2 separate regions of the Homo sapiens genome follow, and region 1 is linked to region 2. Evidence: chromatin contacts called from ENCODE Hi-C or POLR2A ChIA-PET data. All regions are on one chromosome and are shown on one strand. The core of a region is the stretch at or near the end of the contact, and the rest is flanking DNA. Distances in the headings are between cores, read along the strand shown.

What was found. A loop is a pair of places that touch in the nucleus more often than their neighbours do. ChIA-PET counts read pairs that join two places held with the same protein, here RNA polymerase II (POLR2A). Pooled maps may share reads with other maps.
Region 1: a pooled map shows a loop between it and region 2 (3-fold over the local background). The contact joins the promoter of PSMC3 here to the promoter of LRP4 in region 2. A Hi-C loop is called at or near these places in 3 of 168 maps with a recorded cell type or tissue (CD4-positive, alpha-beta memory T cell, CD8-positive, alpha-beta T cell and ascending aorta), 1 of 37 single-sample maps with no recorded cell type and 11 of 50 pooled maps. POLR2A ChIA-PET finds 5 or more read pairs at or near these places in 1 of 52 experiments (Caco-2).

What each region holds. Positions count from the first base shown.
Region 1 is chr11:47,423,541-47,428,613 of GRCh38, reverse strand. It overlaps PSMC3 (proteasome 26S subunit, ATPase 3), which reads left to right and starts at 2,175. Exons shown (of 12, transcript NM_002804.5): 1 at 2,175-2,409; 2 at 2,664-2,747; 3 at 3,368-3,493; 4 at 3,903-4,007; 5 at 4,123-4,185; 6 at 4,431-4,568. The coding sequence starts at 2,335. RefSeq lists silencers at 1,937-2,066, 2,337-2,548 and an enhancer at 2,167-2,366.
Region 2 is chr11:46,916,353-46,920,712 of GRCh38, reverse strand. LRP4 (LDL receptor related protein 4) reads left to right here and starts at 2,163. Exons shown (of 38, transcript NM_002334.4): 1 at 2,163-2,385. The coding sequence starts at 2,334. RefSeq lists enhancers at 1-237, 238-739, 1,434-1,938, 3,102-3,973 and silencers at 1,999-2,228, 2,239-2,418, 2,429-2,598.

The sequences.
Region 1 (5,073 bases), core at 926-3,425, 510 kb before region 2:
TGCCTGTAGTCCCAGCACTTTGGGAGGCCGAGGCGGGCGGATCACGAGGTCAGGAGATCGAGGCCATCCCGGCTAAAACGGTGAAACCCCGTCTCTACTAAAAATACAAAAAATTAGCCGGGCGTAGTGGCGGGCGCCTGTAGTCCCAGCTACTTGGGAGGCTGAGGCAGGAGAATGGCGTGAACCCGGGAGGCGGAGCTTGCAGTGAGCCGAGATCCCGCCACTGCACTCCAGCCTGGGCGACAGAGCGAAACTCCGTCTCAAAAAAAAAAAAAAAAAAAAAAAGATGGCTCAGAAGAGCCTACCTAAAAGTTGGTTAAGGGGAGAATGTCTGCATCCCTCCTAGGCCCAGGCTGGAGGCTTTCTAAACATATTCGTATTTGTCAGGATCTCCAAAAGTAGGCCCCAGAATGGGACCCAACTGACCCAGGCATAGTGGGACCAGCACAGATTGGACAGTCTTTCCCCTCTGGGCTTCTTGGCTCCTATCGGGCAACTCAAAGTGAGAATTTGGGGTCAGCAGTCCTAGTGCTGCCAGTGACTCACTGAATAACCTCCAGCAAGGCACTTAACCTCTCTGAGCCTCCCTATGCTTATTTAAATTTGAGAATGGTAATTCAGTCTGTCCACAAGGCAGGCTTGTTGAGAGAATGGAATAAAGCACTGTTACTTGAGGAGACGCTTTGTCAGCCTGAGTGAGCAGCTGTACATGTTGTTATTTAAAGAAAAAAATTCTGCTTTCAACCGTGTTCCAAAAAAAACTACTGCAAAGGCTAGGTGTAGTGGTTCATGCCTATAGTACCAACACTTTAGGAGGCTGAGGCAGGAAGATCACTTACGCCCAGGAGTTTGAGACCAGCCTGGTCAACATGGTGAAACCTTGTCTCTACTAAAAATACAAAAATTAGTTGGGCGTGGTGGTGGGTGCCTGTAATCCCAGCTACTTGAGAGGCTGAGGCAGGAGAATCCATTGAACCCGGGAGGCGGAGGTTGCGGTAGGGAGAGACCGCGCCACTGCATTCCAGCCTGGGCGACAGAGCGAGACTCCGTCTCAAAAAACAAAAAACAAACAAGCAAACAAAAAAAAGGCAACGATTGCACAGATTTTCATCAGGTTAACAGAGTGTTTGTGATGGTTTGACTTGAAATATAAGCTATGTTGCTTACATGAAGTTCCCTTTAAAGGGGCTCCAGGGCTCACCTCAAAGGATAAGGAGAGATCATTTAAAATAGCCGACAAGGGTACAACGAATGAGTCTCCCATGATCCGGAGACCCGCTCTGCTCACTGAGATTACTAACCATGGTCAGAGAAAACAAACAATTGCAGATACGAGACATAATTTTTTTTGAGACGGAGTCTCGCTCTGTCGCCCAGGCTGGAGTGCAGTGGCGCGATCACGGCTCACTGCAAGCTCCGCCTCCGAGGTTCATGCCATTCTCCTGGCTCAGCCCGGAGTAGCTGGGACTACGGGCGCCCACCACCACGCCCGGCTAATTTTTTGTATATTTAGTAGAGACGGGGTTTCACCGTGTTAGCCAGGATGGTCTCGATCTCCTGACCTCGTGATCCGCCCGCCTCGGCCTCCCAAAGTGCTGGGATTACAGGCGTGAGCCACCGCGCCCGGCCCGAGTCATAATGTTTTTAATCGTAGAGGCTGATGGTCAATTGAGTTCTTCCCACGTGGACAATTCCGTGAAGCCTGCTCTGACGTTAGGAGCAGCAGCGATTTCTCTTTAAAGCTGGTTAATGATTCCCTCCCGTAACTCCGGGTGGCCAGCTTGTACTTAAATAATTGTAAAAATGCGGACTGAGGTGGCATGCCTTTTTGGCCCTTTGCACACGGCTGGCCTATGTCGTTTATTAATTGGGAGGCAGTGTCATTGTGTAAATCCCCTTATTCCTAGCGGGGTCACGGTCTGAGTTTGAACGCGCCCCTCCGCAAGCATCTGTCACGGGCCAGATTAAAGACTACATTTCCCAAAGGCCCTCGCGGATCCCACCCTTCTCCCTCCCTTTCCGGTTTTACACATAGGCCCCGCCCCCAACGCGCGTGTCGGCCAATAGCGGCCCCACCTCTCGCGCCCGGCAAAAATAGGACGCGGGCGGGAACGTTTCGGGGTCCGCGGGGGCGGGGCCTGTGGCCAGGGGTTGGTCTTTGGAATCGGAGAGGCAGATTCGCTGCTCCGCAGCACGGCCGGAGCTGGTCGGGTCAAGAGTCGGGATTTGTGGGGAGAGGTTTTCCACTGGTCAAGAGAAGGCTTTAAGAAAGACGGTATTAATCTCCCGTTGCGGCTCCCGCCTGGTCCCATCTTCTGCCCGCTCCTCCAGGAAATGAATCTGCTGCCGAATATTGAGAGTCCAGTGACTCGGCAGGAGAAGATGGCGACCGTGTGGGATGAGGCCGAGGTGGGCACCGGGCGAGCTGGCGGTCCGGGAACCGGGGCCCGCAGGGAGACGCCATTGACAAGAGGGAAGGAGGTGGCTGGGGGTCAAGGTCTGGCCCGATCCCGGGGACGGGGTTGTTTGGGATGTGGGCAGGGGTCCTGACTCCATCCTGGTTTTATGGGCGTGGAAACTGAGGCTGTGAGTGGGTTCGGAGAACGAGGGATGCTTGTCCTGAGTAAAAGTAAATATATAAATAAACAAATAATTTTTTACAGCAAGATGGAATTGGGGAGGAGGTGCTCAAGATGTCCACGGAGGAGATCATCCAGCGCACACGGCTGCTGGACAGTGAGATCAAGGTGGGCGCACAGCTCCTGTGCGGGCGATGGAGCCCCCACAGGACAGGCCCCGGCGATCCGAGTCGCCTCTCGTACTTCCTAATCGGGCACCCTGGGGGAGACATGGGGCTCGGGCTTCCCCCTCATATCAGGAAGAGAGGAAAGAAAACTAAGCCTTAAAAGGGACAAGAAGACAGGTAGGGGGTGGTGGGAGGCCTGGGCTGAGATGAGAAGTTATCAGATTGCCTTTCCCAGTGAGAACTGGGAATAATCCTCTCAAGAATCCTTCTTTTAGTAAAATGCCTATTTTACAGATGAGGAGACAGGCCCAGAGAGGTTTGTACTGCGATAAAGCACCCAGTTCTTACTATGAGGCAGAACCTAAAACCTATGTTTGCCTCTCTCGGAGGCCTGCTTTTATTCCAATACTACCACTATTTCACCAGGAGGTTTCCAAACTGGCCTCCTCTTTTGACTTCTGCAGGATGTGGACACAGTCAGACTCTGCCTTCAGAGAGCCTCAGAGCTGGATGAATGGATGCGGGAGGGTCCCCTGGGCACCCTGGACCTCACTAGTTACAGGGCTCTAGCATAAGCTGTGCCAGGGTTTATATTTGCTTCTCCTCCCCTCCTGATCTCAGATCATGAAGAGTGAAGTGTTGAGAGTCACCCATGAGCTCCAAGCCATGAAGGACAAGATAAAAGAGAACAGTGAGAAAATCAAAGTGAACAAGACCCTGCCGTACCTTGTCTCCAACGTCATCGAGGTGTGTGTGTATGTGGAGGGGAAGAGAGGGAGTCAGCAGGGAATGGGGACAGCCTGGGGTGGGGCCACTAGGGAAAGAGTGGGTGGAGGTATTGAGGCCAAACTGCATGTCAGAGCTACACCTCCTGGGGCACTTTCATGGGGAAGACGGGGCCTGCAAAGTCCTGGGAGGTCTCACGTGTCTCCTTTTCTGTTGGTTATGTCTCCTCCGGGGTAGATGAGCCCTGTGCAGAGGAGCAGCACCTACACAGAGATCAATCCCTGGGCTTAGCAGGGGCACCCACGTTTGGTGGGCTCAGGGCTATTGGAGGAGGGAGGTAAGGATGGCCAGCCCTGCAGGTATTAGGAACTGTCTTAGGAAGCACTGGGCCTTGGGGAGTTCAAGGAGCTGAGTATTTTTTCCTTCCCAGCTCCTGGATGTTGATCCTAATGACCAAGAGGAGGATGGTGCCAATATTGACCTGGACTCCCAGAGGAAGGGCAAGTGTGCTGTGATCAAAACCTCTACACGACAGGTGAGCGTGGCTCAGCAATGAGAGACTGGAGGAGGGTGAGGAGCGGATGTGGGACAGGACTAGGGAGCCTTCCCTGAGGACACTAACTGAGACTGCCCCTGTAACTTGTCCACAGACGTACTTCCTTCCTGTGATTGGGTTGGTGGATGCTGAAAAGCTAAAGCCAGGAGACCTGGTGGTGAGTGGGGCCTGAGCCCAGGCAGTGCTTTTCTGGTGACTAGCTGAGCCCCTGTACCCGCCCCAGGTCACTGTTGGCTCTGAATCTTGGCAGAACAGCTCCGAGAGTCTGGGATTCTGTCTACTTGCTGTTTGATTCTTGTATTGCCCAGTCCTGTGTCTTTCCCTCTGCAGACACCTGTCACCCAGTCAGTTGGGTAGCCCTTGAGCTGGGCCAAATCTGAAGGCCCTGTGCTGTGTCCTTAGGGTGTGAACAAAGACTCCTATCTGATCCTGGAGACGCTGCCCACAGAGTATGACTCGCGGGTGAAGGCCATGGAGGTAGACGAGAGGCCCACGGAGCAATACAGTGACATTGGGGGTTTGGACAAGCAGATCCAGGAGGTGAGGGAGGCACGGCAGCTGCCAGCAGCCTTGTCAGCCTTTTAGTTTCTCCACGCCATTGATGCAGCTCATCTCCCTAATGTGTCTTTCATCCTCATAGCAACCTAGGGAGGAAGGGAGGGGTGCCATGTGACAGGTGAGGAGACTGAAGCCCAGAGAGTTTAAATGCCTTGCCCAGGATCACAGAGAGACCAGAGCCAGGACTGGAGCCCAGGCTCCTGGTTCTTGGCCCAGTGTCCTTTTTTTTTTTTTTTCCGAGATGGAGTTTTGCTTTTACTGCCCATGCTGGAGTGCAATGGCACGATCTCGGCTCACCGCAACCTCTGCCTCCCGGGTTCAAGCAATTCTGCCTCAGCCTCTCGAGTAGCTGGGATTACAGGCATGCGACACCAAGCCTGGCTAATTTTAGCGGAGTATTTTTAGTAGAGACGGGGTTTCTCCATGTTGGTCAGGCTGGTCTCGAACTCCCAACCTCAGGTGATCCGCGTGCCTTGGCCTCCCAAAG
Region 2 (4,360 bases), core at 914-3,413:
CCCCTGACATTGAAAGTATGGGGACTGCCTATCCTGGATTTCTTTGGGACAACTGTACTGGCTCTACCACAAGTCCCTAGTTTTCAGCTGGAAAAAAATATGGTCTCCAGAATCCCAAGGTCATTCCCAACAGATTTAAAAGCAAGTCTTCGGCCAGGCAGAGTGGCTCACGCCTATAATCCCAGCACTTTGGGAGGCCGAGGCGGGTGGATCACCTGAGGTCAGGAGTTCGAGACCAGCCTGACCAACATGGAGAAACTCCGTCTACGAAAAATACATTAGCCGGACGTGATGGCGCATGCCTGTAATCCCAGCTACCCTACTCGGGAGGCTGAGGCAGGAGAATCGCTTGAACCCGGGAGGCCGAGGTTGCAGTGAGCTGAGATGGCGCCATTGCACTCCAGCCTGGGCAACAAGAGTGAAACTCCGTCTCAAAAAAGAAAAAAAAAGAGCAAGTCTTCATAAGCAACATATATGAAACCCTGAGACCAACCAAACCTGCATTAGGAAATGAGAGGTGGGAAGGAGGATGCTGGGGAATCAGCCTCTACTTTTGACGTTTTTTCCTCCTTGGATTTTAGGCTGTGGTAACTGATCGAGGCCAGAAATGTTGACAGTCTTGCCTAGCCCCAAGATCATGTAAGCCTGACCTGACGCTACTGCCGCCTTCAGTCAGCAAGAAGAACTACACACCCAGAAAATGCTTCAGTAATAGTTACCATGGTGATGCTAGTTCAACCACATTGCATCTGGATAAAAATTTCAGGCAAAACGATATAGAAAACTACTGCCTAACAAGGAGTTAACACCTTACATCTTTTATGTTGTTGTTGTTGCTGTCGCAAAGTATGGTTCATGTTAGCTTTGGTAAAAGATGGTAATTTGAAGTGAAAGTACTGAAAAAAACAAGCAAGGATGAAATGTCAATGTATCCATTTAGAGAAATCTAATAACCACTTTGCACTATGCCAAATTACTTTCCCCTCAGCTAACAGGGGGCATTTGGGTCTTCCTGACTCTATTTACTGGTGAGGAAAGTGAGTTAATGAAATCCATAGATGATCCAAGCCCAAGAAATGCTGGCATATCAGCTGGGAGGGAAAAAAGCGATATACTGGGCCATCAGAAAGTTGGGCATTTGGGCAAAAGGAACAAAACAAGATTCAACCTGGAAAAATGGAAGGTGGTGAAATTAATCCGTATTATTAATATGCATTAGGGAGAGTAGACCACAAAAGGAAGGAAGACTAGAGACAAGTTTATGATTTTATGCAGTAAATCAAAAGTTAAATCTGAGGGAAGGACCTACAGACTGGGGCTGGAAGGAGGCTGAGGGCTTTGTGGGAGTGCAGCTGCCCATGAGGACTCCTTTCCTGACCCCCTCCCTTCCTTGTCAGGATCAGAAAGTCAAAGAAGGTGAAGAGGCTAACAACAGTGATTTACAAAGACAGCAAGGAGGAACTAAGTCTGTATGGGCCGAATCTGGGCCTCTGAGCTGGAGCAACAGGACCCAGACAACCATCTCAGGAAATGAGTGAATGAAAAGGGGCGGGGGGGTCGGTGAATTATTTAGCCCTAGAACAACGCTGCCTAGACCGGGGGAGGCCAGGGAGAAGAAAATCTCCGAAAAGGAATTTTGACAGTGAGAACGCCAGTTAAGATACAGCACTCCAGGCCCCCTGATGTCCCTTGTTTGATGTCAATAAAGACCCAAGAGGATTATGCATCCACAAGCCTTGCGTATTCGCAGACATCAAAAAAGTCTGGACTTGGGGCCGGTAGGCGGGGGCAGGGTCACGTCCAGGCGACTTGGGTCAGCTCAGGTGCTCGTCTGAAGCATAGAGCTGGAGTGAGCGGGGGCGAGACTTGCTGCTAGGATAATTTTTTTTTTTTAAGTTAGGGAAATTTAAGCAGTAGTAATAGCGACAGGGAGGGGGCTCTCTCTCGGGCCAGGAATGTGGGGGCGGCCTGAGGAGGAGCGGGGCCCCGCGCAGGAGGCGCCGGCGGGTGGGGTCGGGGGACCAGGGAGCCGGGGCCGAGGGCGGGAAGGGGCCGGGCCGGCGCTGGGGGCGGGCCCAGGCGCGGTGGCGGTGGCCGGGGCTGCGGCGCGGGGGGCGGGGCGGTCGGGCCCGGGACACCCCCTCCCGGTCCCCTGGCGGGGCAGCGTCGGCTCTGGCAGCACTGGAGGCGGCGGCGGCCCGAGGGCGACTTGCGGGGCGCGCAGGCCGCCGTGCACCCGGGACGCTTCCCCCTCGGGGACCCTCCGCGGGCTTCTCCGCCGCGCCGTCCGGCGGGAGCCGGCGGGACCCCGGGCGAGCGGCGCGGGCGGCACCATGAGGCGGCAGTGGGGCGCGCTGCTGCTTGGCGCCCTGCTCTGCGCACACGGTAAGCGGCGCCCGCCGGGAAAGTTTGTCCCTGGGTCCGGCCGCTGCAGGACTCGCCTCCCGGGACCTGGACGGCGCGGGCCGGGGCCTGAGACCCCTCGCCCTCGCTCCTAGCCGTGGCCCTGGGGCTGCGTGCAGGGGAGAGGACCCGGAGCGGCCCCGGCTCCAGCAGTCCGAGCGGGGGCATCAGCGGAGGCGCTTCCGCGGGTTCGGGTCTGGGCCGGGGCGCGGGTCTGGGCCGGGGCGCGGGTAAGGTCCGGGGCGTTCGTTCGCTCGCCCTCCCTCGCTGCTCTTTCAAGAGCGGGGGCTGCTTCCCTTTCAGGTTAGGTCGGGGGCTCTGTGTCCTTGGTGCGAATGAATGCGTGCGAAGAAAGGGAGGCGGGTGAGGAGGGTCGCTAAACCCATAAATTGTAAATAGCCCTCCTTCCTGGGGCTGGGGGCTCGGGCGGGTTGCGGAGAGAGGCCCCGGTAGAATCTGGTACTTGGGCACCGGGATTCCTCTACTCGGAGAACGATTCCCGGACTCCAGGTCTTGCTCCCACCAAGGGGCTCTGGGGCACTGTTTGCGGGCAGCATCTCCCCTCGGCGGTGTTTCGGGGTCCCTCTCTTGGCTGCGGCCAGTCAGCTTCCAGCCCTGGATCGTCCTAAAGGGAGGTGGTTGGAAAGGGGGCTGAGGAGGAATATAGGGAAGAAACTGCTGGAAGGCTCCCGCAGATCTGCCCTGGCTGGGGTAGGGGGGCAGGGGGCCGGTAACCCTGAACCCCAGAAGGCAGCCGCCGGGCCCTCGCGGCAGGGTCCCAGCCCTCGGGGGAGCTGGACGGCTGCAGCAGGACTCCTTGGTGCCCGTACCCCCTGTTGTGTGGGACTAGGGCTCCGATGGAATCTGCTTCTCCGCGGGCTCTTAACGACCCTGGGTGCACCCCGTGATTGAGCAGCTTTCCCTAGTTTGTGCCCAGAGATCAAAGAACTTTGATCTTTGAACCCCAGCCCTATTCACCCATCGCTATTCATCGTGGCGGGAGTTCCGAGTCTCCCCATTTGCCTCGCAGCCCCGATGAAGGGAGCTGGGGCTCAGAATGGAGGGGTCTGGAGACCCTGCCTGGTCTTTTACCGGTTCTTTCTTTCACGTAGGACAGCTCGTGTGGAAAAAGTCAGTGCAGATTTCCGAACTTGCCTGGCAGGGCGTGGAGATGTCTAGGCACTCGTTTTAAAGATTGGTTTACCTCCCAAATCCAAAACAGAGTTTTCATGTCTCTTATTTAAACTACCTGTGGGTTTTCAGGGGCTTTTTTCCGCGTCCTCTCTAGCGCGGACTGAGCTCTTTCTCTCCGAAGAGCGGTAGCTTGGCCGGCCCACGTTCCGCTCCGCTCTGCGCTCTCCCCTCCCCGGCTCTCTCCTGGAAGGTTATTTGTAGCCTCTTTGGCGTGTTGGGACAGCGGCCCTACTGGGGTAGGAATGTAGCTGTTCTTCCCACCACATGGGCCCCTTAAAGGGACAGCTTTGCTTTTTGGGGGGTTTCCCCCTTCGGGTTGCAAGGAAAGGGGATGGAACTTTCCTCTCAGCCCCCTGGAGGAAGTTTTGAAAAAGATCAAGGGAAATGGCAAGGCACTGGGAAAAAAAAAAAAAATTAGGGTTAAAACGGATACCAACAAAGCCAGAGAGGAGATTGTCGCCTTCTGCCCTAGGGAAGGGGGAGCTGGAAGGTTCCGGGCTGAGACTGGCCAAGAAGATTTTACTGCTCCAGAGCTGTCAACGCTGCAAATATTACATGTGCATAGAGGATGGGGGTGAGAATGGGGGGAGAGAATTGCGTATGTCTAATGTTTCACAGAAAAAGAATGGGAGGATTCGCGGTAACGCTTTTAGGTTTCTTTCTCTTTTTTTTCTTGGAGAGGGTGTCTCACTCTGTTGCCCAGGCTGGAATGCAGTGGGGCAATCATAGCTCACTACAGCCTCGACCTCCCAAGCTCAAGTGA